6 separate regions of the Mus musculus genome follow, and all the other regions are linked to region 3. Evidence: chromatin loops called from intact Hi-C (ENCODE). Cell type or tissue: heart. All regions are shown on one strand.

The links. Peaks named below come from ENCODE experiments on the same cell type or tissue, not always from the same donor. Only the 100,000 strongest peaks of a DNase experiment are listed, where the experiment ranks them.
Region 1: it touches region 3 in a loop (4-fold over the local background); 24 of 42 quality-filtered maps call a loop at or near these places.
Region 2: it touches region 3 in a loop (2.4-fold over the local background); 19 of 42 quality-filtered maps call a loop at or near these places.
Region 4: a loop joins it to region 3, with 4 times the contacts of the local background. A loop is called at or near these places in 15 of 42 quality-filtered maps.
Region 5: a loop joins it to region 3, with 4 times the contacts of the local background. A loop is called at or near these places in 13 of 42 quality-filtered maps.
Region 6: a loop joins it to region 3, with 2.5 times the contacts of the local background. A loop is called at or near these places in 14 of 42 quality-filtered maps.

What each region holds. Positions count from the first base shown.
Region 1 is chr2:112,365,768-112,370,767 of GRCm38, forward strand. Emc4 (ER membrane protein complex subunit 4) reads right to left here and starts at 2,260. Exons shown (of 5, transcript NM_026519.3): 1 at 2,052-2,260; 2 at 1,635-1,749. The coding sequence starts at 2,137. In heart, a CTCF peak has its summit at 2,105; DNase peaks (open chromatin) are centred at 2,244 and 4,334; H3K4me3 peaks cover 2,394 bases; H3K27ac peaks cover 1,443 bases.
Region 2 is chr2:112,478,929-112,483,928 of GRCm38, forward strand. It overlaps Chrm5 (cholinergic receptor, muscarinic 5), which reads right to left and starts at 1,889. Exons shown (of 1, transcript NM_205783.2): 1 at 144-1,889. The coding sequence starts at 1,841. The coding sequence ends at 243. In heart, CTCF peaks have their summits at 2,840 (motif pointing left) and 3,058; no DNase peak of the experiment used is centred here.
Region 3 is chr2:112,259,872-112,264,871 of GRCm38, forward strand. It overlaps Nop10 (NOP10 ribonucleoprotein), which reads left to right and starts at 2,055. Exons shown (of 2, transcript NM_025403.4): 1 at 2,055-2,206; 2 at 2,442-3,027. The coding sequence starts at 2,153. The coding sequence ends at 2,582. In heart, CTCF peaks have their summits at 1,985 (motif pointing left) and 3,099 (motif pointing right); a DNase peak (open chromatin) is centred at 2,080; H3K4me3 peaks cover 1,768 bases; H3K27ac peaks cover 1,122 bases.
Region 4 is chr2:112,452,554-112,457,553 of GRCm38, forward strand. It overlaps Emc7 (ER membrane protein complex subunit 7), which reads left to right and starts at 2,472. Exons shown (of 5, transcript NM_133749.2): 1 at 2,472-2,747. The coding sequence starts at 2,515. In heart, a CTCF peak has its summit at 4,836 (motif pointing right); a DNase peak (open chromatin) is centred at 2,428; H3K4me3 peaks cover 2,125 bases; H3K27ac peaks cover 1,622 bases.
Region 5 is chr2:112,337,348-112,342,347 of GRCm38, forward strand. Slc12a6 (solute carrier family 12, member 6) reads left to right here. Exons shown (of 25, transcript NM_133649.2): 6 at 11-65; 7 at 512-642; 8 at 1,899-2,140; 9 at 4,484-4,698. All of the region lies in intron 2 of Gm39908 (a long non-coding RNA gene), which reads right to left. Among named protein-coding and RNA genes, the nearest start is that of Gm39908, 13 kb to the right of the region's middle. In heart, a CTCF peak has its summit at 2,611 (motif pointing left); no DNase peak of the experiment used is centred here.
Region 6 is chr2:112,491,011-112,496,010 of GRCm38, forward strand. Aven (apoptosis, caspase activation inhibitor) reads left to right here and starts at 1,954. Exons shown (of 6, transcript NM_028844.3): 1 at 1,954-2,211. The coding sequence starts at 1,981. It also overlaps a transcript of Chrm5 not described here. In heart, CTCF peaks have their summits at 2,219 and 2,418; a DNase peak (open chromatin) is centred at 2,291; H3K4me3 peaks cover 1,910 bases; H3K27ac peaks cover 1,977 bases.

The DNA.
Region 1 (5,000 bases), 110 kb after region 3:
TCGTTGCTTATTCAAGGGGACCAATGTTTGGTTCCTAGCACCCACATGGTGGCTCACAATGATCCACAACTCTAGAGCTGGGGGATCCAATACCTTCTTCTAACCTGAGAGCTCTAGGCATAATATATATGTGCAGACAAAACACTGATATGCGTAAAATAAACCTAAAAGAAAATAAGTTTAATCCTAACAAAGTATGAAATATATAAATCTATGTAAAAATAACCATAACTATTTTGATTATTCACATTAAAACTCAACCATATTTGTAAATAACTTTCTGTAGAATACAGCAGTTATACAAGTATTTTATGATATGCTTTTAAAAATCATATCATTTAATAATTTGTAATCATAATTTGATATACCAAGATAAAACATTACAGGATAATACTTATCCAAGAATGACTAATGACTGTGTGTGTCATTTTCATACTGTAACAACTGAATGTATGTATTCCATGGAATCAAAATTATTCGGCAAAACTAAGGCTGCAAGGGAAGCATAAACGCAAGAAGATACCAAGCACCCTCTGCACACTGGGACTCGTGCTGTGACAGTCCTGTAAAACAGCTACTAAGGCAGATGCTAAATAACATAAGCCATGTGATATGTTCATAACATATAAATCAAACAGTGTGGCACATGGAAAGGCTTGACTCTGTAATATTAGAGAGACCCCAAAGGAGGGACTTAGCAAGTTATGAAGGAATCCTGAGGAAGAGCATTCTAAGACTAGAGAACAAACACAAAAAGCAGGGAAGGGGGATTTGTCTGGTATCCTTACAGAGCAGCAAGGGAATCATTATGAAAGAGTAAACAAATGTAAAAATAGTAGACAGGGCACAGTAGCTACAAGGAGTCTGACTGGTACAAGCAGAGTTATGTCTAATACTAAAAAGACGTTTGGTGTGTACGCGGAATGAACATGGAATTTTAGACTGATTTTGAGTAGGGATGGTCTGGCATGTTTTAAAGGGATCATTTTTGATGGCTGTGTTTGGAGACTGCAAAGAGGACAAGGTAGGACATAACAAGACCCATTAGAACTCCATACAGAGAAGGATACTGAGAATTTGAGAAGGGGAGACTTGAATATAGGATCTCAGGGGTTTATTTGCAGGTATACACAAAGCGCACCTCTTTAGACCTAGAAAACGTGGTAATGCTGGAAACATCTTTAGTTCACACAATTATGCAAAGCCATAGTGGTACCTAATGTGTAGAGATCAGGAGTACTAAACATCTTAAAGTAAGTACCCAGCATAATTCTCCCCAACAACAACAAAAATGTACTTAGCCCCAAAGAGAAAACAGAGAAAACAGTGCTGAGGTTGAGAAAGCATGATTTTAAATAGAGGGATGGAGGGATAGGTGGTAGATGGTTAGTCTACGGCTGGTGATGTAACAGTTGAAGGCAGTGAGAAATGATAGCAGGATTGGGATGTTTTCAGGGTAAAAGTGACACAGTATCCTAACACACCGAAATTATGTCAGGGAACATATACGTAAGATACTGTACCATGGATCTTAAGCAATGTGTCTTAATGACCGGCTGCTTTACCTCCACTCCAGAGAGTAAGGCGAAACAGGGCTGGCCTACACGCTACGGTAACGTCTAATACCTCTGTACCTTCTCCACCAGGATCCGGTCGGTCTCTTGCACGCTGGTATCAGGCACTTGCTTGTCCAAGTAACCGACTGGATAGAGGGAGTCTCCCTGTCCACTGCCCCGGTCACTTCGGCCCCTAAAGAACCAAACCAAATCAAGAGACTAAAACTGCGGGTTTCCAGCCCTATCAATCACAGGAAAAAGAACCTCAGATGTAGCTACCCAAATTAGACCCTCTCGTGCGTTCGTCAGTTCTCTCTGCCTATTGGGAAAACTAAAAGATCCTGGGGAAAAATACCTTCCACAGCACAGAAGCTCCTTGGGTAACATCTATGTGCTACCCACTCGTGTCGGAGACTTAGACGAGGCCCAGGTCCGCTGGATCTCGGGCCGTTCTAGGGTAAGGATCAGATACCGAGCTTCACTCGAGAGACTCACCTGCTGCCTCCTCCCGGCCCACTCAGCTCAATGGCCCATTTGAACCGCCGGCCTCGGTTGGCCACTAGGCCCCCCTGGGTCGTCATGACAGCGGCCGCTGGCTAAAAGTACCCACACCCTCCGGCCGCTTGCGTTCTGCAGGTAAGAACTAGCTGCAACTGCAAGCTCTCCGACTTCCTCGCGTTCGCCGCAGTGCACTTCCGGCGCATAATTGAACGTCACACGATCACCGGAAACTTCCTGTCGGGAATACAGAAGAAAGAATGCGTGAATTTAGAAAATCCGCAGACATCCAGAAGAGCAGCTTTCTGAAACCTCCCTGCGAGTACACCTCTCACTTGTGCTCTGTCTCTCAGGTGTGCGCCATCGTGCTGGAGTGAAGTCCGAAAAGACAAGAACTGAAGCCAAGAAGAGCACGAAATTGAAATGTTGTTTTAATCCTGGGGTTATCCGGAATTGGGTGACCTTGAGCGAATTATTCAACCTCTGAGTACTCCGTGTCCACATATCGCAGGAGCTATGTATTTGTCTTGTTGTTGTTCTTGTTTAAATGGTTTTCCCCCATTTAACTCGCAAACTAACCCACCGAGGTAGACTCTGGGAATGGAAAGATAAGCTGAGTTCAGGATTTATCTGGTCTCCTTTTAAGTCCTTTCATTACTTACTGTGCCACCTCGTCTAAATTAAATTCATTGCTCCACCTGCCTCATGCAAAACGATGGATAATCGCCTAATTTTGACCTGTTGTGGGATTAAATAGGACCTATAACCTAGACCTAACTTTTTTTTATCATTAAGCGTTATCATTCCTAGAAAGGAGTTTAATATTCAATGGCTCATCTGTATTGTAATTTAGTCTATTACTGGAAAAATGTTTCCTCCCTCTCACCCCTTTTATAATTCAGTGTTAGTGTGAAAATCACTTGGGACATCTGTTCCTATTGTACTAGGAGTGGAATTGCTACATCTAAGAGTATGTACATTTTTAAAGAATTACTATTTTAAATGCCTACTTTTAAATTATCAGTTCAAATACAGTAGTTTTGTTTATTTCTTCTATTTACCTTTATTACTGTTATTCCCAAATTGTTTGTTATGGCTGTAGTTTTGAGGAAAGGACTACTGTGACAGTATGGTTGAGGATCTGGCTGAAGAATACCTCCTTAGCCAACTTAAGTTTTAAGAGATAATCTCTTAGAGATGACGGTGATCTGCACACATTGAAGATTCCCACCTCCACATCATTTTCCAGTTTTGTAGTTCTATGTGCAGAGAAGAGAAGGCTGTGTATGACATACAGTGTAGCAGAGTGGCGGAGGGTGTGAGATTTTACCAGCTATTCAGAACACTGCAACCTAAGACATTAGTCTAGAATTTTCCATTTAAAGTTTGTAGAACACAAGTGAAGCTAGGAGAGCTACGTGCAGATAATCTAAGCCACGAAAAGCAAAACTGATGATTGAAAAGTTGTAATTAAATAAGTTGTCATTAAATGTGCCACGGTAGAAATAAGTTAGAATTATACATATGTAAAACAAAATATAAAATAGGTTATCTATCACAAATGTTAATATGTGTTAAGTAATAGTTTTCAGGTAACGTCTAATTTTTAGGGCACTCGTGTGCTAATAAATTTTTAATGAGCATATTTTAAAAACAAACTTGTTTGATAAAATCGCATTTTTCTACTTAAAGTATTTCCTCGTTATATGAAACTTTAAACTATAAATCTCAGTTACTCTGTCCTCAAGGAGTCAGCCAGGAAGTGTATTCCTTCACCCCGAGAATCTTAAATGTCATTTGCTAAGTTGTATCTCAGGAAGACGAAGCCATTGGAACGAGATGCTCACATCTGCGGTATTTTCAGTACTGTTAGTATAATGTGATAAGCTATTTACAAAGATGACAACAGGCAGATATGGCTGCACTGGCATGTCAAACCACAAAGTGGCTGCCAGCATACATGTGTTTTTCATGACTGGGTGCCACAAGACCACCCCTCTTCACATACTCCAAGGAGCTGAGCACTGAGGTGACCAGCTCTTCAGTGCCTGCACGTGGGATATGTTCTGCTAACTGGGCTGCCGACCAAGTGCCAGCCCAGTGTGGGGATACACAGGGGGCCTCCACCCAATCAGAGGAGAAGGGGACGGGGACAGGGACAGTGAGTGGGATGTAAAATGAATAAATAACAAAAGTTGAGCACTGCCCCCAGCCCCAGCCTCAGCATGCCTGGCTTTCTCAGCCAGTGATGCCTTCCAAGCCCTGCACATTGAGTCCTTCTCCAGCTTCCTCCAAAGTTTTCAGAAGTGATGAAACCACGGGATTCTGGACGCAGTGCCAATGAGCAAGCTGTGCAATCAAGGGCCCCACGCCCATCCCCTGGAGGCCCATCCCCCGGTTAGAAAGATTTAACTGTCAAATGGTTACTAGAGAATTGCTTTTAGTTTTCTTTCCTTATCTGAAGTTAGGTTTTTGTTTTCTTTTTAAATCTATTTATTTTATACAAGGTCCCACTATGTACCCCTGGCTGGCTTTAAATTCAGAGATTAGCCTGCCTCTATCTCCTAAAATTAAAGATATGTGGTATGATCAGGGCCTTTTTTGTTTTTTGTTTTTGTTTTTCTGTCTTACAACTCCTTCAGTATCCAATAGAATGTAGGAGACTACTTTATGCATGTGGGAATGCTTCAGGAGAAAAATGAAGGGCATCTCCACAAACTTCACTTGCTCATTTTCCTTGTCACTTTTTTTTGTTTGATTGTTTATTTGTTTGTATTTTATTTTATGTTTTAAACAGGGTTTCACATAGTTCAGACAGCCTCAAAGTCATCATGTAGCCAATTGATAGCCTTGAACTCTTGATCTTCCAGCCTCTGCCTTCAAGTGTTGGGATTATAGTCCTGCACCACTGTGGCAAGATCTGCTTATTCTTTTGAAAAGATTATC
Region 2 (5,000 bases), 220 kb after region 3:
AGTGTACTTCCAGAGAAGGGCCCTGAGTCTGTCTCTCTGATTCACTGGCAAATTCTAGAGGCATTGGGTGGCCTTGGTAATGGACAAGACTCACCTCACAGGCAGGTGCATGTGTGACTCTTTGTTTGACAACAGACCTTGCACCTTGACAAGCCTTCAGGGACTCAGAATGGCAGATGACATTCCTTTAACAAGCAAACCAGACTGTGATCATTGTTCTTTCCAGAGGAGTTGCTAAGGATTCAGGGTAGCTTGCTGTTGCCTTGCCAATACAATTTCTCTTCTACTTTTTTCTTTTTCCACCGGCAGAGAAGCAGCAGCTTAAAGGTCTTCCTGAAGGTTCTGTTGCAGAGAGCGTAACAGATGGGGTTGATGGTGCTGTTGACATAGCACAGCCAGTAACCCAAGTGCCACAGGGTGACAGGGACACACTTGTCACAGAAGGTGGAAACCAGGACCATGATGTTATAAGGAGTCCATGTGATGATGAAGGCCAGGAGAATGGCGCTCAAGGTCTGCGCCGCTTTCCTCTCTTTGACTAGGACCATTCTCTTTCGTTTGGTCATTTGATGGCTGAGGTGGGGATCCAGGCCTTTTGTTGAAGGGTCTTTGGACACTGGGAAGGAACAGGGCATGATTTTCACCTTACGACAGCCATTGTTTGTCTCCTGGGTCCCGTCAGCTTTTACCACCAATCGGAACTTATAGGCAACACACTTCTGACTCTTGAGTCTGTGAGCAGCACCTGGAGACAGGAAGTACTTGGGAGTGTCATAGTCATTGTTTTCAGTCCGAGGGCTCACAAACGTTTCCTTGGTCTCTTGGGTATTGAATTCCTTCCCCGGGCTTTCCTTGGCCTCATTCTTGCAGACCACTTGAAAGACAGGGTCAGTGGTGGCCTTGGCTTCGTCCTCTGAAGAGGGGCAGCTGCTACAGTTGGTAACCTGCTCAGCCTTTTCCCAGTCAGCACTTAGATCAGTGGCCTGGGTTGGCTTTCCCGTTGTTGAGGTGCTTCTACGGGAGGATGACCAGGAGGCCTGGTTCCGTACTCTCTGGGCCAGGCTGGGTCTAGGGCAGCTAAAGAAAGATCTGAGCAGGGTCCTGTGAGCCGGTTTTCTCTTCTTGACTTCTGCCACAGAATCGGAACCTTGGAGGTCAGCCAGGTCCTTGGTTCGTTTCTCTGTTTCCCGGTAGATCCGGCAGTAGAGTATGGTCATGACGGAGACAGGGATATAGAAAGCGGCAATGGCGGTCCCAAAAGTGATGGTGGGCTCAGAGAGGAACTGGATCTGGCACTCATCAGGTGGTACTGTCCGCTTCCCGACCAAGTACTGCCAGCAGAGGATGGCTGGCGCCCAGAGGATGAAGGAGACCAGCCATGCCAAGCCGATCATGATGCCAGCCCTCTTTGGGGTACGCTTGGCTCGGTATGTCAGTGGTCTTGTGATGGAAAAGTAACGATCAAAGCTAATCACCAGAAGGTTCATGACAGAAGCGTTGCTGGCTACATAGTCGAGTGCAAGCCAAAGGTCACAGGCCAGACTCCCGAGAACCCAGCGTCCCATGAGGATGTAGGTCGTGTAGAGGTTCATGGAGAAGATGCCAATGATGAGGTCTGCACAGGCCAAGCTGAGCAGGTAATAGTTGTTAACTGTCTTGAGCTGACTGTTGACTTTGAAGGAGATCATGACCAAGACATTGCCGACAATGGTCATCAGACTGACCACAGCGGTCACAGCTGCAATAGTAATGACTTCCCACAGTCCATGGCGTTCCAAAGCCTGGTGATTTACTGGGGTGCCGTTGACAGTGGTTTCATTGTGATAAGACTCCCCTTCCATCCTGGCTCAAGAAATTACACTCAGATTTGGTCCAAGGTTTGGCGCTACTCTCTGTTTGGAGCTACCTCCCCTCTTCTTGGCCAGTATCTGGAAGAAACACAAACAGGTCAGTTCCGCTCATCACACACACTTCTGCATAGTTTTCTTTTTCATTTAGGGTTCATCATTGCTAACAAAATTATGAAGTGCACGTAGAACAAGATGCTGAATTGTTGAACCTTTTTCCCCACTGAAGAAATTAATTATCAAAACTATTCATAGTGTTGAAATACTTAAGGTAAGTATAAGGTAGAAGGCAAAATACATTTTGGATAACATTCTAGAAATATATCTGTACACATCATTGCATTGGATAACAGTATAGTAATATATGTATATAATTTTTATCATTGCAAAATTCTTCTGCCTAATGAATTTTGGACTTTGACTATAAAAATTCAATTACATGTTTTTCAATGAAAAATTCTGACATTTTTACACACATAACAAATGAATTTTGTCTTCCTGTCTCATTGCCCTCTCTCATTCCCTGCTTCTCCCACTGAAACCATTCTTCATCCATAGAAATTGCTAGGCCATCAGTAGTAACATTTTTATCAGGGCTATTCTTTTAAAAATGTATTAGTTCTTCGAGAATTCCATATGTTGTATTTTGATCATATTCACTCCCCCAACCCCTTCTAGACCCACCCCTCCTTACCCACCCACCCACCCACCCAACTTTGTGTCTTTTACTTTTTTGTTTGTTTGGTTTTTTTTTTGTTTGTTTGTTTGTTTGTTTTTCGAGACAGGGTTTCTCTGTATATCCCTGGCTGTCCTGTAACTCACTTTGTAGAACAGGCTTGGCCTTGAACTCAGAAATCTGCCTCCCTCTGCCTCCCAAGTGCTGGGATTAAAGGCGTGTGCGACCACCAGCCCTTTTTTAACTGTATAATCCTTTTGCTTTTTCAAACAGCCCTCAATGCCTGAGCATCTTTCATATGTGTGAAACTGCTGCCCTCTTGTGGCAATTTTATAAAAGGGGGGGGGGTTGAGAAGGTAAGGGAGAAAGAAAAGAAAAAATAGAATTGCTTAAAAGGAAGGGAGGGGGAGGTTGGAGGGAGAAGGAGGAGTGGAGGGCAGGAATGGGGGTTGGGTGGGGGATAAAAGTGGAGTTGGGGGAGGGGGAAGGTGAGTGTGAGTGTGACAGACTTGAATTTGGGACACATAAACTGGACATGAACACCAGATGTAGCAACCAGAAGCAGTAGGTTTAAAACACAAGTGCTCACAGTGGGTTAAATATCAGGAAGAACTCCAGAACTCCTGTCGAAGGAATGTGTGAAGAAACAAAGTTTTAGGCAGCTCTTATTAAGTGACCTGTATTTCACTTCTTTTGACTGATAAAGAAGAAGTGCAGTCCAAGGTTCATTTCATTGAAGAGATGACTTCTCATTGTGTCTGAAGCGATAATGTTAGGAGCAGGATTTCAACTGACTGGCTTTAAAAATGGTGCTTATTAGTGTGCTAAGTGCCTTGGAGCATAAAAGAGATGTGCCAGCACATGAATTGAGAGGCTTAATATTACTCGGCTTTATCAACCATCCAGGAAGAAAGTTGGGCCTTCAGGGACAGAAAGGCCTATTCCTGAGGATATTAAATGGCTGCACTGTCGCTGAGGACAGGAAAGCCGGTGAGACAGTTTAAATTCGAGGACTAGACAGGGAGTCACTGGATGTGTGTGTGTGTGTGTGTGTGTGTGTGTGTGTGTGTGTGTGTGTGTGTTTGTGAGAGAGAGAGAGAGAGAGAGAGAGAGGGAGGGAGGGAGGGAGAGAGAGAGAGAGAGGGAGAGAGAGAGGGAGAGAGAAAGGGAGGGAGAGAGAGAGAGAGAGAGAGAGAGAGAGAGGAAGAGAGAGAGAGAGTGTTTTCCTCCCAGTTCTGGGGTGAGGGTGGGGCTCCTTTTCCTTCTGTCTTATGCAGTATTCTCAGACTTCTGGAAACTTACTATTTTTCTATGTGTGCCATGTCATAAAAAGCCTTGGAAATACTGCTGTAGATAGATTTATGGGAAAGTCACAAAGTCCAGAATTCCTTGGCAGCAAACTCTTTCCAAAAGAAGTAAAAGCAAAGATTCTATATTCATCTTTGCACTCCTAATGAACACATGTTTTCCTGTAAGCAACAGGAGGAGAATGTCTTGAGGAGACAGCAATCCCCTGCTTCAAGCAAGGCTGACTGATCTAGGAAGATTAGGACTGATGCTTGAGCCTGGGTTTAGTTCCAAGGAGATCAGAATGTATCTTGTTAAATTGTTTGGGGGCTGCGGTGGTCAGAAAGCTGTGTGGACATGGGAAAGAGGACGAGGAGGAGAGTGGTTATGTGTGCATGGATGTCTGTGCACCATGTTTGTGCAGGCATGAAGTGCCCTTTGGAGGCTAGAAGTGGGAGTCGTCTCCTAGGAATGGAGTTACAGACAGTTGTGAGCCACCGTGTGAATGCTAGGAATTGAATCCTGGCCTTCATGCAGAGCTGCGAGTGCTTTTTAAGTGCTGAGCCATCTGTCTAGCCTGGCCTTTTCTTATTTTTAAAGAAAAGTGGAAATAAACCACATTTTCATGCTAATGAGAATGGCACATTAGAAGGTAAAACTGATACATGGGAGAACATGCTAGAGTTTCTGGTCTCCAGATAAGTGAGCTGGCATGGGGCCTAACGTGGCAACAGAAGTAACTGCCTGGGACTGGAACTGAGGTCCAACAATAGTATCCCAAGGGAAGATGGAGTATAAGAGTACGGATCCCAGCTGCTGTGTTTAGTGATGGCAGGGCTGGAAATTATCTTCTGATAATGTCTGTTACAGAAAACCTGGTCAACAGCTTAGAGTGTGGAGGGCAGTAGAAATTTGCAGTGTATATTTTAGGGATGGCTCCATCAATTTTGAGTTCTCTAAGCCTGAACCCTTGAAGCTCTTTAACAAATTCCATTAGAGCCTCATGGGCTTTGATCGTTCTATCACCTCTAGAATAAAACGGGCAGGAACTTGGGGCTTACAGCATAGGTACTGCTAGAATCCCTCTGTGTCCTGTGAGTACCCCTAAGTAGTAGATGCAGATGTTTAAAATACATAACAAGTGGAACGTCAGACCTGGCGATGCAGGCCTAAGAGCTCAGGTACTCTGG
Region 3 (5,000 bases):
AAAAAAAAAAAAAAACTCTCTGTAATACCCAAACAGTTCCGTCACAACACTCCCGAAATTCCTGGAAGCCACGGCCCTTTTTTCTCCCCATTTGCTGAAAGATTTTACTAAATTAAAAAAGATTTTAATTAATTGATTATTGATTTTTGAGACAGGAGCTCACTCTTTAGCCCTAGCTGGCTAGGAACTCAACAAAGATCTGCCTGCCTCTACCTCCTGAGAACTGGTATTAAAGACCTTCACCTTCAGCTGGGTGCATGCCTGGTGCTCACAGAAGCCAGAAGAGGGAGTCAGAGCCTCTAGAACTGGAGTTAGAACCAGTTATGAGTTGGTGCTGGCACCTGAAGATGGGTCCTCTGTAACAGAGTCGAGCATTCTTAACCACTGAGTCACATCTCCAGTTCCTTTTGGATTTTTGAGACAATCTGGCTATGTAGTCTTGGCTGAAATCTAAGACTCTCTGACCTTAGCCCCTTGAGTGCACAACCCCTGCCTTAAAATTACCATAAAGTTTTTTCATTAAATTACTTTTTAAATTTTAAATTAATATTTTAGTATGACTCAAAAGTCAGATTAAGAAAAGTTTTGAGGGGGAGTCCAAGGGAGTTAAGAAAGGGAGATGGGAGGGTGAAAAGGACTAAAATTCTGTCTGTGTGTGTGTGTGTGTGTGTGTGTGTGTGTTAAAAGTCGACAACAATAACATCAAAACCTAGACAAAACGAACAAAAATCCAGGCTATGTAAAAAAAAAAAAACCCTACATCAGCAAACACTCTTCCCTTTCATTCCCTGTACCAAGACCTCCATGCCAGAAGATACCAATATTAACTGTTTGTTGTATATTCCCACCCCCGCAAAATCTCGAACACCCACGCCCCCCCACACCCCCCCCACACAAAAACACGAACACTCGCGAACACATCCACCCACCCACCACGCTTTTGTTTGTTTGTTTCTCGGTTTAAAAAAGGGTTTCACTGTTTAGAATACTGTCCAGGTAGGCCTTGGACCTAGGATGTTAGAAATCCTTCCGTTTCAGCCTCTGGACTTCTGGGGTTACAAGCACGGGTTAAGCTCCCGGGTTTTTTTAATGTATCTCATGAAAACGGCAGTCGAACTGTCTATAGTCACTACTTAAAAAAAAAAAAAAAAACTTTACGATTTTTCTGGCTACAAGTTTAGTATGCTACTATATTTTTGCCACTATAAGTAGTGCTGCAATGATCATTTTGCAATATCTTGGTTTTAGTTTTTAATTCTTTTTTTTTTTTTTTTTCTTTTTGAGACAGGGTTTCTCTGTATAGCCCTGGCTGTCCTGGAACTCACTCTGTAGACCAGGCTGGCCTCGAACTCAGAAATCCTCCTGCCTCCGCCTCCCGAGTGCTGGGATTAAAGGCGTGCGCCACCTTAAACTAGAATCTTATGAGACTTTTCAGTCTTTTAAAAACTGGAAATACCCCGAGAAGGCGTACCTTACTTGCTATTATCTGCTACTCACCATATAAGAAAGAGCTGAACTTGTGGTCAGGTCCCGAGTTTGAATCTTGGTTCGATCCCTAAAACAAAATCCACCGGTTCACAAGAAAACCTTTCCGTTCTGTTCGCTTTGCATAATATCGAATACCCATCATGCACTCTTTGCCGCCAATACTCTGAAATTGGGCGGGAAACCGGATGTAAAAAGTAGGGTTCAAAAAAAAAAATCTTAACTTCTTCCCTAGGATATAGGAGGTTGAGAATCCTTGAGTCCTTGTTTCTCCAGGAATTCGAAAAGTGGTGCCTCTGAAATGGGTGTGCAATTTGAAATTAAAGATAGGACTGATATCAACAGTGAATGATGCATCAACATTCAACCCACATCCATCCCTACTTCCTAATCCCTGGCAAGTGGCTGGCACACAGTGGGCAGTTCCATGGATCTTAATAACTTTGCAAGGTTGCTGCTAGCTGGAACCCAAGGCCAAGCAAGACTTGCTCTACTATGCCCCCTTCTGGTCACATGGATATGACTGGAGAAATGGACTACATTTCCCAGGATGCCTTGGAGAGACTTCCGTCCAATCTGGAAGGTTGTTGGCGCACGCGATTGAAGCGGCGCACTCGGAGTAAACGCGGCTGGCGGTAGTACGTGTGTCTTTTTGCTGAGGGCAGTTATGTTTCTCCAATATTACCTCAACGAGCAGGGCGATCGCGTTTATACGCTGAAGGTAAGGGGAGGAGGAAACAGCTATATATCAAAAGGACGAGAAATTTAGATGGGAGGAACAGTTGGAACCGGCCTGCGCAGCCCACTGAGTGGAGCCATGTCGGAGCCAAAACGTGGTAGATAGGCAGTGGCTTCTTTTTCTGACCACGCGATCTCCTGGCCTCAGGTCACCCATTTTCTTGTTTCTTTCTATCACACCACTCATATTGAGATATTTTTTATTTTTCCTTGAGCAGAAATTTGACCCTATGGGACAACAGACTTGCTCCGCCCATCCTGCTCGGTTCTCCCCAGATGACAAATATTCAAGACACCGAATCACCATCAAGAAACGCTTCAAGGTGCTCATGACCCAGCAACCGCGTCCTGTCCTCTGAGGGCTCGTTAATCTTTTACGCTGCTCATGCCTCGGCCTATTATCAGCAACCAAACGCGTCAATCTGTAAGCCTTGAAGCCTTCCCATGCTGTTTGGAATCCTATCTCACTCACCACGTGAATGAGTCTATACTGATGGGCCTCGCCTGTAAAAGGAACAATATTTTTCTTTCTTTTTTTCATGCCAGGTTATTAAAGATATAGTGAACTGAAAGTTCATTTTGTGTGTTGTTGGAGGAAGAGATGGGGGAAGGGTAGTACCGTTGGTAGTACAAGGCCACTTGAGAACATTCGTAAGCCCTCATTGTAGCAATAGAACTGTGTGCCATCGACGATAGGGTGTTGGGGGGAAAAAGGCTGTGAAAGACTCCTACAAAGGTCAGCATTCCCTGGAAAACTACTGTCTAATTGTGGGCCCTTTAAAAAATATTCTGAATTCCTCAAAGAGTAAAAAAAAATGTATGTGTGTTTTAGTATTTTACCGACATGTGTCTATGCCTATATGTGCCAGTAACCATCAAGACCAGAAGAGGGAGTCAGATCCCTGGTGACTAGAGACTGATAGCTAGTCTTTCTGTGACTGCAGGGGATAGACACAGGTCCTCTGGGAAGCACCCCTCTCTCCAGTCCTACCACTACATTTTGAGTTCTGAGATAACAAGTATGCCCAACCCTGGAAGTTTTCTTTTTCTCTCTTTAGACAGAGTCTCTATGTAGAGCTGGCTGCCCTGGACCTCAGGTCTAACTGCCTCTGCCTTTGAACACTATCTTAAAGGTGTGCGCCAGCCTGTGGATGTTTCTTTACCAAGCCAGTGAAATCTGTCTGGTAGGAGATATGTCTTCTTGGTTTTTTTCAGTATTGGATACAATTAATTCTGTCCTTCGATTGCAAAAATAAAACATTAGCATTGTTAGCATTACTTCTATGCCACGAGCTGTGCATACCAAAATAAAGACTTCAACCTGGAGGTAGTACTAGTCACCATGGAGAAAAGGAAACGTGTGACTCTAGCAATGACTTAGACAATCCCCTGGATACACATGGCTTTAGGGAGCTTGATTATGTGTTTGGGGGCAAGAGGAAGAGCTGTCAGAGTGAGCTAGGTAGTGCATATAAATACATGCAAAAAGACTGGCATGTGTCAGAGAGCAGAAATTGCGCAAAATGTCATTGTAAAGTCTGTGAAGTTTGAATGGCCATCAAGGCTGCCTTAGAAAGTAGATTCCTGAGGAGATGGGCTTCTTTTCTTCAAGAACAGTTGTAAGGTTTTTGGTTTGGTTTGGTGTGGGTTTTGGTTTTTCAAGACACAGTACATTTGTAAGGTTTTTGTTTGGTTTGGGTTTTGGTTTTGGTTTTGGTTTTTCGAGACAGGGTTTGTATAGCCCTGGCTGCCCTGGAACTCACTCTGTAGATCAGGCTGACCTCGAACTCAGAAATCTGCCTGCCTCTGCCTCCCAAGTGCTGGGACTAAAGGTGTGCATCACCACTGCCCAGCCATTAGCTAGCTATAGGCTATATTTAAAAATCCAGGCTGTGCATGGTAGCTGATGTCTAATTCTGTCATAGAATGAGGTAGAAGGATCCCTATGAGTTCCAAGCCAGCCTAGGCTATGTAGTTAGTCCTTGTATCAGAAAACTAAAGGGAGCTGAGGGTGTACATAACATAGTAGGTCCAGTGACTTTCTAACATGCACATAGCTTTACAGAAGACTGGGTTTAGTGACCCCATAATTCCAGCACTTGGGAAGTAAAGGCAGGTCAGAAGTTGAAAGTCATCCTCTGCCGGGCAGTGGTGGCGCACACCTTTAGTCCCAGCACTTGGGAGGCAGAGGCAGGTGGATTTCTGAGTTCGAGGCCAGCCTGGTCTACAGAGTGAGTTCCAGGACAGCCAGGGCTATACAGAGAAACCCTGTCTGGAAAAAAAACAAAAGAAAAAAGAAAGTCATCCTCGGCTATATAGTTTGAGGACATCCTGTGCAACATGAACTCATGTTTCACTTTCTCTAAAGAGCAAAAGAGGTATTTTGGCAGCAAAGGTGCTTCACCCACAAGCCTGCAGATCTGGGTTCAGATCCTGGGACCTATAATCAGAAGGACTCATGTATTTGTACACTCAAAATAAATAAGTGTACCAGTTTTCTAACCCTGCCCCCACCCTCACTGATGAGGATAGAATCAAGGGCTTTGGATATGTCAAATACTCAAAGATCTAATACAATTTTACATTTTAACGGGTTTCGTTTTATTTCCAAGCTATCAAACTCGACTGGAAATTGCCATTTGGTCAAAGTGAATTTCCAAGCCCTGGAATTAAGATGGTTTTGATTCATTTTTTTTTTAAACTATAAATCTTTTATGTGTATTTAAGTGCAGTGCCAGCATGGGTCTTATCACCTAGACCTGGAGTTACAGGGCCAT
Region 4 (5,000 bases), 190 kb after region 3:
CTACAAAGTGAGTTCCAGGACAGCCAGGGCTATACAGAGAAACCCTGTCTCCAAACAAACAAACAAACAAACAAAAAAACTAAACAGACAAAAAAAGAAATATCAAACAACAACAGAGAGAGAGAGAGAGAGAGAGAGAGAGAGAGAGAAAAACTGAGATAAAATGTCTTCAACCACCACTTTCCATTATCTGTTGTACTCATAAAGATAGCCCCTCCTTTCCTCAGCTTCTGTTGGATTTTAATTATATGCTATTACTACAATAACTTTTAGTACAGTATATTACTATAATTACACTATTTTATTTAAGATCATTAATCTCTTACTGTGTTTAATTAATAAATTAAACTTTTTTGTAGGTAGTAAATACAGGAGAGTCCATATAGGGTGATCTGGGGTTTTTTGCACCCATTAGGAATACTGGAACACATCATTATGGATTAAAAAAAGGAATTCTGGATATGGACATGGAAATCACATGATGAAGGAAATGCACTTTAGCAAAATCAGTAAGATTAGGAACAATTTTAACGTCTCTTAGTAGGGAATCAGGAAATCTATATACTGGGGTACTTGGTAGCCTTATTTTAAGAATGAGGAAACATTTATATACCATTGGGATAATTTACAGCCAAGAGCAGCACTAGCTCTAGCACTAGGGAGGTTGAGACAGGAAAACTGCCACAAGTTTGAGGTTAGCCTGGGTTGCATAGTGAATTCTGGGGCAGACTGAGCTATGGTATAAGACCCTGTCTATAAAACATAGACCAAAAACAGAGATTTTTTTTTCCAAGCTACATTAGGGAAAAAGGGCAAAATGAAGAACTGCATTTGTAGTTTGCTATTAGATAGATGGTGTACAAATATATACATGTAAAATAGAGATGCATTATAGCTGCATACATTTATATATTTATATGTATTATAACACATTAATTTTAATTAAATTACATATTGAGGTAATTGTGATGGCTCACAATTTATGTCAATCCTTCCAGCATTTCAGTGGCTGAAGAACAGATAAAGTTCAAGACCAGTCTGGACTGTAGTATGAAATCCTATCTAAAAAAAAACTCACGATGGGGGAGGAATTCACAACATACTGGTTTTATTTATATAATAAGCACTATTTATATAATAGTGTGTGTCAAATAAATATACATTATGTTGCATATTATATTTATTTAATATCAAGTATATGGATGTTGCTCACATGTATGTATGTATGTGAACTAGCCTGTGGAGGTATCAGATCACCTGGAATTTGAAGAGCTATAGTGTGGGGGCTGGGGACTGAACTCAGGTCTTCTGCAAGAGTAACAAGTGGTCTTAACAGCCGACTCATCTCTCTACCCCCATATATGTATATTTTTAATTTTATGTTTTTGCTTATAGACTATTTCTGGGCACAGAGTCAAGGGATGGAGATAGAGACCACTAGAAACATGCATAAAGTTAGGTGTATTAATTTCTGTAGCAAGAAAAACTCTATACCAGAGAAACTGAATAGAAGAGAATTAGTAGAAGAGTATTAGTAGAAGAGAAGATGGATGAATTTTTACAGTATTTAGGCCTCTGCTCAATGACTGAGTTATCTAAGGCAGGTAAGCATCAACTCTGAAAAGAATATGTTAGCCAACGAAACAGTGAGAAACGAAGCAGGGTTGCGGCACTCTTGGTAAATAAGAATTAAGAACTGGAAGAAGGATGCTAGACGCGGCATGGCTTTACGAAGGTAACTGTTTTCTGGTGGTCTGGCCATTTGCCCTGTCTGTGTCTTAGGTATTTTATTTACCATTTATAGTGAGTGCTTCACTTTCTCAGTCTGCAACCTTGTTTGTTAAAAAACCAAAGCATTAACACAGAATGAAAATAAACATTCTCCGCGAACTTAAACATGGATCACCATTTTTTGATATAGATTTTAAAAAACTTTTTGTTTTCCTTTTCAGCCCAAATTGTCTGCATTTCCACTCTCCATCGGGAGCTTCACTCTTTTTTTTTTTTTTTTTAACTTTTCTATGGAGGCAGAGTGCACAGGGTCTTTTACGGAGATATGTGGTAGAAAGGAGACTATTTAGAGCTAGCAAGAACCTTGAGAAAGTGATAGGGTCGATGTCTGAATGTTGTTAGCTACAGACACAGCACTCAACACTTCAGATCCTCATTCCTCTCGGTCTCATGGTCCTTTACGCCCACGATAAGACCTGCAACTGTGGACGCCACAGCAAAACTCTCTGCCAGCTTTACTTCGCCTTACATGCCCTGGCATCTTTACTTAAAAGCCTCGCCACCTTTTAAGCCCCAGCCCTGGGTCATTCGGAGCGTTGATCCTGCGCCCCTTCTCCTGATTAGTCAGCGGTCACAACTTCTCTCCGGGGCGTGGACAAGCTCCGGGCCGGATCCGGCTCGGGATGATGACGACATCGGCTGGCGACGGTGGCGGCAGCTTTAGCGGCCTTGCGGCGGGGTAGGACTTCCGGGCCGTAGGCCTGACTCCTCAGAGCTGCTGTCATGGCGGGTGCTCTGTGGGGTTTCTTCTCCGTCCTGCTTCTGTTATTATCAGGAGATGCCCACAGCTCGGAGGTGCCTGGGGCTGCTGCCGAGGGCCCGGGAGGTAGTGGGGTCGGCCTGGGAGATCGTTTTAAGATCGAGGGACGTGCGGTTGTTCCGGGGGTGAAGCCTCAGGACTGGATCTCCGCGGCCCGAGTGCTGGTAGACGGAGAAGAGCATGTCGGCTTCCTTAAGTGAGCATCCCGAGGGCAGCAGGAAAGCGATTGGGGCGGACGCTGGAAGGGTATCCAGCTAGGACAGCTGTCAGGACCCTCAGTGTAGCTGTCAGAAACTGAAGGCACCGGCGCCACTAACGGTTTGTGCTGGGAGACCTTGAGAGGCAGTCAGGTACTTCAGCAACGAGGATGGCGGACAGTGGTCCCAGGCGCCCGAGACCTATGCGGTCATTTATTTGTAGCCGTATTTTGGCTCCAGTGTGAGACAGATCATACTTGGGCCCAGGGGAGTCTCATTTATCTGTTGGGTTTTACCCGCTTTGCATTTTGTCTAGTGTTTCTGAAACCTAGTTGCTTTCTCCATGTCACTCTTCTGATAGCTTGGTGTTGTGTAGAAAGATGCTGAACAAGTGGGAATTGTCAAAGCCCAAAGGGCTCCCAGTGATGACATAGACTGTAAGGCTAATGGTCCTGCTTCTAAAATTAATGGGCCCAGAAGTCCCTAATCAAAGAGTGCTTTTTTGGGGCCCGAGTTTGTGATTATTGTTCTTTTTACAATTGAATTCATCGAGGGATTTGCGATATCATAGTCGTCATTTAAGTCAGACCAGGGTTACTCGAGATTCCTTACGCCTAGTTGTTCTTTTCTTGTTCTTAAGAGTTTGTGATTTATGTTTAGATTGGAAGGTGGGTTGAATTTCTTAATGCTTTGTCAGCAGTCCGTTTTCATTCTTCAAGCCACGAATATGTTTTAAATTTTGCCATCAGTATTTGGAGTTGAAACTATGAGTTGAAAGAAAATATTTCTTTGCTGGCTTTATAGACCAACTTCAACCATACATCTTAAATGTGGATGTTTCAACTTGAATTGCTTATTTCTGCAGATTGTTGATGTTCCCTTGTGGGATATTCAACCTCAGATTAATAAATAATGGCAAGTTGACAACCAATATTTTAATGTTATTTGGCATTAGGGTATTGTTTAAATTTTGTCCTAATTAATGTTTCATTAGTAATAAATTCCCACTAGGATGTGGGAGGTAAGGCTTAATTGAGTAGTCAACTTCTGCCGTATGCAGCACATTTGAAAACCTCCTATTTTTATTTTGAAGATATTTTACAACTTAATATAGATTGTTAGATATGTTTAGCCTTGCACAGTGACATAGACCTAGCATCTCAGCTACTCAGGAATCGGAAGCAGAAGGACCATAAGCTAAAGGGTACTCTGAACTATTTCGTTGAGACCCTGTCTCAAAGAAGAAGGAAAAAAAGCTGGTGGTACAGTGTTGTGGTGGGACTTAGTATGCAAGAGGTCCAAGTACAAATAAATAAATGTTTATTGAAGAAAATATAAATAAGATATTTTCTTTTTAAAAGATGCAACAGAAAGATAATAACCTTTAATGTTTTATAGTAAATTTTTTTCTGACTCTGTAGAATCATATGACTTGTCTTTAAGAGTAAAGCATATAAGACCATAATTTTCATTTAACATTTATGAACATGTTTTTATTCATGCTCTTATATTCATATAGAGGGCTAATTGAGAGTCGATGTGGTTTTTATGGTGATAGTCTTTTTTTTTTTGTTTGTTTTTAGGCTTTTTATTTTTTGGCTTTTTGAGACAGGGTTTCTCTGTGTAGCCCTTTGCTGTCCTCGAATTCACTTTGTAGACCAGGCTGGCTTTGAACTCAGAATTTCGAATGCCTCTACCTCCCAAGTGCTGGGATTAAAGGAATGCGCCACCACTGACCGGCTTATGGTGATAGTGTTGTTGGAAATAGGCTTGGTAATTTGTCTTATTTTTTTGAATAACCAGCACACAAGTTTGACTATATTTTTGGTTTCTAGGGAAGTAGCTTGGAACTTTACTAATGGAGGTGAGAGGAAGTGGGTTAAAGAGCACTTAAGCCACTTTTCATATCATAATGTGCATATAAATCACAACTCGCTTTTCCAGTCTTCTGCTTTTGGACAGTTAGGTGGTTGCCAGGTGTTTTGTTTTGTTTTGTTTTGTTTTATTTTGTTTTGAAATTATAAGCTTATATACTACTTACTTGTGACTTTTTAAAAAATAATTATTTATTTATAATACTGTAGCTGTCTTCAGACACACCAGAAGAGGGCATCAGATCCCATTACAGATGGTTGTGAGCCACCATGTGGTTCCTAGGATTTGAACTCAGAACCTCTGGAAGAGCAGTCAGTGCTCTTAACTGCTGAGCCATCTCTCCAGCCCTTGAATATTTTTTAAATACATAGTTTCAC
Region 5 (5,000 bases), 77 kb after region 3:
TCTTCTACAGACAATGTTAACTGCCATCTCCATGAGCGCCATCGCCACTAACGGAGTGGTGCCAGGTCAGTGCCCAGCCTTGAAATTCACAGTGTCAGTGAGTAATCACTGTGGTTACGGTTTTCCAGAGAACATGAATGTGTTTGTTCTGTTGTTCATAGGGTACTGTGACAGACACTTCCTACAAGCCAGAGAGACAAATGCTGTTTAGCTTAAGGTTTTGAAATCTCATTATTTTTAGACTATTTTTAGTGCTTGAATTTCAGCCATACTCTTTGCTTATAAAATGTTTTATTAGACTATCTTATTTCTTTAGGAAGGATTCCATTTTTTTCCCTAGTAGTGACAAAATGTAGAGTATTGGACACACCATCTTCCCCAGCAAATCTACTTTGTTACGTTCAATTTCCCAAAGTCTGAAACATCTTTTTGTGCACATTTTAAGATTATTTCTTATGACTTGTTTACAGTTCTTCTTGTGATGCTGTTCGAATTCTGTTTTGTCTTGTAGCTGGGGGCTCATACTTCATGATTTCCAGAGCCCTGGGCCCAGAGTTTGGCGGGGCTGTAGGCCTCTGCTTTTATCTTGGCACCACATTTGCAGCAGCCATGTATATTCTTGGTGCCATTGAAATCTTTCTGGTAAGTGATGGATTAACTGTTGACTACAATGTAGAAGCTCTGTGGGTTTATTTTGTCCTTAGATATCAAGGTTCCTGAGATCAGGCGAGTTGTGGCAGCCAATGAGGTGATGACTGCCTGGGACCGTCTGCTTACCATGACTCGGAAGCAGAAAGGTTGAGGTGTCCTTCACCTGCCTGTCCTGTCCCCTCTGGCTGATTGTCCCCAACTTTATCACCTCAGCCAGGGAAGTCATAGCTAAGTACAAAAGACTTGTACATATGTCAATGGAAAAAAGTAACATAAAGTTTTTCTACATTGTATGTGTGTTTGTATGTGTGTAGAGGCCAGCAATCAACCTATTTCCTCACCTGCTGTTCCTCAGGAGCCATCCTGTTTGTTGAGATGGGGTCTTTCCCTGGGACCTGGGGCTCAACACGTTTGGCTGCAGAGCTGTTCAGCTCCAAGGTTCCTCCTGCCCTCACCTCCCCAGTGCTAAGATGAAAAGTGCACACCACCATGCACAGCTCCCCTGGGGATCAAACTCAGGTGCTCATTCTTGTGCAACAAATATTTCACTGGCTGAGTTGTATCCCATACCCCTCTTTTTGATAACTTTATACCAATGAAAGAGTTTTTAATTTCTCTACTCATCTTTTCTATAGCCTTTTGAATAAAATTATTCATTTTTCTTGTTCCCATTTGGAAAGGCAGTATTCAGAATAGCAAATAGAAAACAAAAATAATCTACAACATAACATTTTTATAGACATTCTAGAGCCAAATAAAAATGTGTTTAATTTGCAGTCAGGAATGGCACATAACCTTAATCCAGCACTTGGGAGATGGAGGCAGGTGGATCTCTTTGAGTTCCAGGCCAACTAGGGCTAGGTAATCAGACCCTGTCTAAAAGTAAATGATTATAAAGAAGAAAGGAGGGCTGGAGACAGGCCCAGTGCTTAAGAGCACTGGCTGCTCTTGCAGAGGACCAGGGTTCAATTTCTAGTACCCACATAGCATCTCACAACTGTCTGTAACTCCAGGTAAAAAGGATACAACCCCTTCACAAAACATACATGCAGGTAAAACAACAGTACACGTATAAATAATAAAAATAAGATCACTTTTTAAAAGAAGGATACAAATTAATGTTTTGGTCTTTGTTTGTTTGTTTGTTTAGCTGTCCTTCACAAAAGAAACAAACTATTATAGCCCCTCTCCTTGATTGTTTTGAAATGGCCGCACATCTCCTCTACTTCTCTTTCTTCTTCTGACAGGTATACATTGTCCCCCGAGCTGCCATCTTTCGGAGTGACGATGCACTCAAGGAGTCAGCAGCTATGCTGAACAACATGCGCGTCTATGGTACAGCCTTCTTGGTCCTCATGGTCTTGGTGGTATTCATCGGCGTACGCTATGTGAATAAGTTTGCCTCACTCTTCCTGGCCTGTGTAATTGTGTCGATCTTGGCTATCTATGCTGGTGCCATCAAGTCTTCCTTTGCTCCACCACACTTCCCGTACGTACCTATCTTTGACATAGTCAGTGATGGTATCTGGTAATGTGAACATTTCCACCAGAATGTCATGGGGTGATTTCCTATTGGTCCAGTTTCCCAGAAGGAAGCTTCTTGACATACTGTCTTGTTTACCCTCTTCATCACTTCTGAAATGTAGACCTAGCAGCCATAGCCATCATTAAGGTACCTCTCTTTAAGTGTGCTCCCCCAACCCCCTAATAATGAATGTGTTTATGTGAACTATCCATGAAGGGCTTTGCAGTCATAGTCATTACCAACAACCAATGTTCAATTGCTTTTAAAATAAAAATCGATTCAAAAGAATTTTAGAGTAGTGGTCTGGAGAGAGGACTCTGTAGTTAATAGCTGATCTTCAGAGGACCTGGGTTCAATTCCTAACACCCACCCACATGATGGCTCACCACTGTCTGTAACTCCAGTTCTAGGGGATCTGGTGCCCTCTTCAGGCCTCTACAGGCTTCAGGCATACAACTGACACACACAGACATACAGGTAGGCAAAAACACCCGTATATCCATAAACTAAATCTTTGTTTTTAGGAGTTACCCAAATTGTTTATTTTTTTTCTTGGTACTGTAAGTGTTAAGACTTACCAGCTATAAAAGGAAATGACTGTCTTATCACATGTATGTCCCCTGGACGTTCCATGCCATACATAATATGCAGTAATGAAGTGATGGATTTGTTCAGTGTCTTCACTCACAGACTCACCTATTGTCTCATGGATTTGTGACACACAGGCCAGTTGACACTGAGTTATTTGTAATCTTGTTACAGAAGTTGCCTTTGAAGTCACATGAATCAGCAGGGGATCAAATTTATTGATATTACGCTGATTTAAATTAGCTTACAGGGAAAACAAAACAAAAACTTTATTTTTCATGATGAAAAGGCAGGTCCACTGAAGATGAATGACTTTCCCCAAGTCAGCTAATGGTAGGGCAAGAACGTGGGACTCTGATTTCCTGATTGCTGTTTGGTATTTCTTCTGTGTGATGTCAGTAATAAATCCCACCGTAAGTTTTCATTTTGCTTGCTTAGGGCCATAAAATAAGATCTTTTTTAGAGTTATAAAGGTTTTAGATGCAACAGTTTAGCTGTATCTCAACTTGGGAAATTCCATTTTGCTTCAGGTTCCCCTTTGGGCTTCTCCAATTTTGTTTGGTTGGAAAAGAAATCCCAGTGCAAGCTATTTTGTTTTTTAAAATTCCAGAATAATATGTTTTAAAAAATCAAACCTTTGAGAAACCATGAAACAAAACTAGGCTTGTTAAGGGTTGTTGAGGCCAAGTGATAGATCGGTGGCTCATTGTGTATGTATGAAGCCACTCTGAAGAATCTGAGCCATGGGTTTTGAGCTCAGCAGTATTTTACTACGGCTCTTTTTCTCCATTCTTGTTTATGTTTCTAGGTAGTGGAAAAAAGCAAAGCTACAGTCAATATTTGTATTATCCTTAAATTTCCTTTTTACCACTGGGTCTAGGTTTAAGGTCAAAGCCAGTTTTCTCTTGGGCCATAGAGGGATATGCTTTTAAGTCTAGTCAGGCTGCCCTACAACAGTAGCCAGAAGACTTAGAAGAGCCAGCAGTCCCAGGAGGTTATGACAATAGACATCTTCACGTTTCCTTTCCTACCTTCTTTCTTTCCTTTCCTCCAACACCCCTCCCCCCACACCTCCTGTCTAGAAAGAAAACAAGCAAATGAAAATATGGGCATTTGGACATTTTTTTTAAAAAAATAAGAGCAGAAGTTCCCTGGAATGTTATTGTTGTTGCTGGCACATGGTAATGGTGTGGGGGTGGGGCGGTGACTGCCCATGTGTATGCCTGTGTGGAAACGACCTGGGTGCTAGAGATCTGAGCTCAGGATCTCATGCTTCCAGAACAAGAGCTCCAACCTCACTGGACCACCTCCCTAGCCCCTCCAGGATTCTTTTGAGCCTGAAAATGGATGAATAGCCAAATATTTTTTGGAAGATAATTGAGCATAGTTTCTTTGTATAGTTCTTATGTTTGAATCATATTACCTACATCTGTCATTTGTATGACCTTGATCTTGGGCAGAATACTGAATCACTGTTAATGCCTCCAGCAACATAAGACAAATATTAAAATATTGTGAGATCTGTGAGGGTTACCCTGGCAGAAGATACATGTCACCTCAGTTTAAGGTGTTCATCCCTATTACCATTGCGGTAAAACCCCTGTGAGGTGACGTTTTTATCCTTTACTGACCAGCATTAAAAGGTCTTAAAGACTTAGTTTTCTCTGTTCTTTCTTCCCTTCTTGATCTTTCTCCTCTTCTCTGTTTGCTTTGATTTAGGGTCTGTATGCTGGGCAACCGTACCCTGTCATCAAGACACCTTGACATTTGCTCTAAGACCAAGGAGGTTGACAACATGACAGTACCATCAAAGTTATGGGGATTCTTCTGCAACTCGAGTCAGTTCTTTAATGCCACCTGTGATGAGTACTTTGTTCACAATAACGTCATCTCAATCCAAGGCATTCCAGGGTTGGCTAGTGGTATCATTACTGGTAAGTTAGAGAGTTTAACTAGACCCGGTTTGTTTTGTGTTGTTTCTTCTTTAAGGACAGTGGTGGGAAATAGGCGTTCCCATCTTAGATTTTTCACCCTCCCCCTATTTTTTACTTTGTATTATAGTATTTAATTACTCATAACAATGAGTTTATTATATTTTATACATGCATGCACATTATGTTATTTTGATCACATTGACTCATACTCATTAATCTCTCATTAGTTTGCATACACACTAAATTTAATTATAACTGATTATATGTTCATGGATGGTATGTTTATACCAGCGTGGGCACCT
Region 6 (5,000 bases), 230 kb after region 3:
CCCACACCCCATAACAGTACCCCAGTGTCAGCAGGAAGCAGTCATGGATGATTATTCTGCCCCTTACCCATTCATTATCAACAAAAGGCTGGGACCCTGGGACAAGGAACTGAGGTGCATATTTTAGTTTCAAACCAGACCTTGCCTCGAAGTTCTCCCAGCATCCCCCAGTCCCTACCTGGCATATCCTACCCTTAGCCTTGAACTTTCCAGCCCAGGGGCTGGGCGCCCCCCCCCCCCCCCCAGAGGTTTTTCCCTATATAATCCAAACATTTGTTTTTTCCTTTCCATGAGCCCGTCCCCCTCGCCCCGTGGTGACTTCCCTGACTTGAATTTTCACCAGTGGGGAAATAACCTATCAATTAAGAGCAGTTGTTGCTTTTGTAGAAGACCAAGGTTTGGTTATCAGCATCCACATGGTAGCTAAGACTATCCATGACTCCAGTCCTAGGGAATCCAAAGCTGTCTTCAGGTATCTGTGGGTACCAAGTACTCTTTTTTTTTTTTTTTTCCTTGAGACAGGGGTTCCCTGGCTGTACTGGAACTCACTTTGTAGACCAGGCTGGCCTCGAACTCAGAAATCTACCTGCCTCTGCCCTGCCAAGTGCTGGGATTAAAGGCGTGGGCCACCACTGCCCAGCTGGGATAACCATTTTAAAAGACATTTTATCTTAAGCTGACAAACCTCCAGGGGTTCTCTCATCACATAGGTTCCCCCACTCCCTGCCACCTGTTAGCTGGGTCAACTCCAGTTCAGTCATCAGGCTGTACCTTGGGGGTTTACTTAAGAAAAGCCAACTTCCAGCTTTGATCTTGAGTTGCTCACAGCATTCAGCTCACTGGAGCAGAATCATTTGTTTATATAATTATCTTCCACGTGAATTGAGGACTTTAGGGTGGGGCCAATCTGTCTTTTCAATTCGGAACATAGTGCTACTGGTATATAATTCTGTACACAATTAGAAGTGATATATGGCTATAAGGAAGGGGCCTAAGACGCGATGAAAGTGACATTTCTTTTGGTAGGCTGATTCCATCCCTTTGCTTTTATTATTATTAATTAATTACTTTTACTTTTACTTTATTTTTATTTTTTTGAGACAGGGTCACTGTGTAGCCCTTGCAGTCCTGTAACTCTGACCTGCACTCTGTAAAGCAGACTGGCTGTGAACTCTGAGATGGGCCTACCCCTGGCTCTCCAGTGCTGGGATTAAAAGGCCTGCACCACCATGGCTGGGCTTGCTTTCATTGTTTTCAGGTAGCTTCCTTAAGACAAAATTAACCTCGGCTTCTGTTAACCTCGGCTTCTGTTGTTTCTTTCTCTCTCTCTCTCTCTCTCTCTCTCTCTCTCTCTCTCTCTCTCTCTCTTTCTTTCTTTCTTTCTCACGCCAAAGACGATTTTAGCATTCTCCAACTGAGCTACGTTCCCAGCTCTCTCTTGTCTTTCTATAACTAACTTTCCCGCTACCCTTGTCTTTGGACCCTGTCTAACCAAGTCCTGCTAGGGGAGTTAAGCTCTCTAGGACTGTTGCCTCATTGCAAAATAAGGGCAAGTACCTATGAGAATCAAGCGCTCAATGTGAGTTACAGCAACGACGTTTACAAGTTCTCTTCAAGATTTTCAAGCATCTTTCCCCTTCCCTACCGGACCCTCCACCCACTTGAGCCGCTGTCCAGACCTGTGACTTGGGACTCACCCTCAACCCTTCCTAAATCCTGACTTTAAAATGACTTATCTTCTTTAAATCAGGTTAACTAAAAAACTCATCGGACACCTTAGGTTTTGTGTCATGCAAACACTCATATGAATTAAGAACTATCACACAAAGTGACTTTATGGCGTCCTTTTATTACAGATCACTTCGTGGTCCCCGCCCCGGCCGGGCCCCGCGCCCCGATCACCACGGCCGGCGCTCGGCTGCTTCCGGTGGGGCCTGCGCTCTCCGCGGCGGCTCGCGCGTTCTGCTCGCCGGCGGCCTCATGCAGGCTGAGCGCGGGGCTAGGGGCGGCCGCGGGCGGCGGGGAGGCCGGGAGCGGCCCGGAGGGGACCGAGAGCCGGTCGGGGCAGCGACGGCGCTGGCGAGAGGAGGCTGCGGGGACGGAGGCGGCCGGCGGGGCCGAGGCCGGGGCTTCCGCCGAGGCCGAGGAGGTGGCGGCCTGCGAGGCGGCCGCTGGGAGCCTGGAGGCCGGGGCGGCGGAGCCAGCACTCGGGTAAGGAGCGCGGGTTGCTGCGGCCGCTAGCCGGCGTGTGGGGAGCGCGAGGCACAGCGCCTGCGCGGGATGGAGCCGGGAGGGCGCGCGGGGGGGGGGGGGAGGGAGAGGGGACATGCACGTGTACCGTGCACGCTCAGCCCCTGGCTGCTTGTGGCCGAAGGACTAAGCGACCGGCCTCCGCGTTTTGCTGGTGCCAGAGTCCCATGGTCTGATGGAGACTAACGGCGGCGCCTGGTGTCCGGGCTACAGCCTGGCGTGCTATCCCAGAAGTGACTTCCTGCGGAGCGAAGTCTACCAGAATACAGATTTACACAGAAGTGTTTACTCTGCCCTCCGTTTCCTTTATCCCATCCCACATTGCCTAGGTAACAGTGTCTGTGGTCACCCATACCTGGATGGAAGGACATGGGGGGAAGATTATGTCTTCATTTTGGTTTGGATTGGTGACCTCTAAGATCTTTCCCACTCTTCAGATTCGTATTTAGTCTCGCCGAGACTATTCTGGGTACCTAAAGATTAAATGAGGAGAAACTGACCGACCTTCCCAAGGCCTTTCTGTACTCATATCTTATATGTTGGGCACATTGGTGCTCTAAATCAGGATTAGTGCAGTGCTCTGAAAGCAGTCAACAGCGTTCCAGCTGTGTAGGGACCACTGTCCAGCTGCAGGATTCCACACAGTCTACGTCCTTTGCTTTCCCTCTGGATGATTAGACTGCAAATGGAAACAACTTCTAGATATGTACTCCTCCAAAGTAACTTACTTGGGAACTAAGAAGCCCTGAAACCATTCCTTCTAAAGATGTGTGGTATGAACCATGAGCTTACTGAGTGTGATAAGCAAATTATCAGGACAGTCACCTTTACTGCAGTGTGTTATTATCCTTAATGCAATTGTTAATTTCGCAAAATACAAGAATTTGTTTATATCTATTTTTTGTTTTTGTTAAAGAAGTATATTAGTTTTTCTGCGCCCGTGGACCCGTCTCTCTCTCCTCTTCCTCTCTTCCTCTCTTTCTCTCTCTCTCTCTCTCTCTCTCTCTCTCTCTCTCTCTCTCTCTCTCTCTCTCTGTGTGTGTGTGTGTGTACATAAGTGTAGTGCCAGCAGAGGCCAGAAGGCATCAGATCCTTTGAGCCCACGTTAAAGGCAGTTATGTTTTCCAGAACAGTAGCAAACTGCTCTTAATCCTCTGTAAGGCACCCACACTCTCGGTATATGCACCCCCCCTACATTCATGTAAATAAAAATAAACACAAGAATGCAAATGTTTTTTCTGCGGGGCAGTGGTGGCGCACATCTTTGATCCCAGCACTTGGGAGGCAGAGGCAGGCTGATTTCTGAGTTTGAGGCCAGCCTGGTCTATAGAGTGAGTTCCAGGATAGCCAGGGCTACACAGAGAAACCCTGTCTCAAAAAAACCACACACACCCACACACACACCCCCCCCCCCCCCCACACACACAATAATGCAAATGTTTGACTCCAGTTCCTTTGAATATATACCTAGTAATAGGATTGTGGAATCCTTAGTGGTGGTTATAGTTTTTATTTTTAAGGAACAGCCGTACTGCTCTTTGTAATGCTATACCAATTGATGTTACCATAACATATGAGAGTTCCTATCTCTGCATTTTTGGGAGTTTTGTTTGTTTGTTTGTTTGTTTTTCGAGACAGGGTTTCTCTGTGTAGCCCTGGCTGTCCTGGAACTCACTCTGTAGACCAGGCTGGCCTCGAACTTAGAGATCCACCTGCCTCTACCTCCCAAGTGCTGGGATTAAAGGCATGCGCCACCACGCCCGGCCTATCTCTGCATTTTTTGCTAGCCCTTGTTGGTTTTTAAAATTCCTCCTCTTCCTTCTCTTTCTCCTCTTCCTCATCTTCTTTCTCATCATCTTCTAGATAGGATCTCACTATGTAGCCCACCCTTGCCTTAAATCAAGATCTTCCTGCCTCAATTTCTTTTTTTTTTTTTTAAAGATTTATTTATTAATATATGTAAGTACACTGTAGCTGTCTTCAGACACTCCAGAAGAGGGAGTCAGATTTTGTTTGGGATGGTTGTGAGCCACCATGTGGTTGCTGGGATTTGAACTCTCGACCTTCAGAAGAGCAGTCGGGTGCTCTTACCCACTGAGCCATCTCACCAGCCCCCCTGCCTCAATTTCTAAGGTATGGGATTACACATCTACTTTACCACAGCTGGGTTTATTTATTCATTTAACTGTTTGTTTGCTGTGATATAATCTTATCATGTAGTTCAGCCTGGAACGCAAACTCAGAACCCTAGAACCCTGGTTTTATTTTAACTACGTTTTTGTTGTTGTTCTTTTTTTGTTGTAGGCATATTTTATTTATTTTCTTATTTTTTAGACAGGGTCTCAGCATGTAACCTTGGCTGCCCTGGAAACTGACTCTGTAGACCAGGCAGGCAGGCCTTGAACTCAGAGATCTACCTGCCTCTGCCTCCTGTGTTGGATTAAAGGTGATCTTTCATTGTGTGGGTTTTTTTTTTTTTGTGGTTGTTGTTTATTTGTTTGTTTTTCCATTTATTTAGAAGTTTCTAGATACTGTTAGGTGAGTAGCTTGTTCTCATGATTTTGATGATGAGTGACACTGAGATTCCTTTTCATATATGCACTGGCCATTTGGGTCTCCTCTTTGGGGACATATCCCTTCAGGTGATTCAACCCTGTTTTAATCAGACCCTTTCTGCTTTTTGTATTTGAGTAGTCTGAGGTCGTTATAAATTCTGCAGGATCATCTTTTGCTGGGCGAACAGCTTGTAG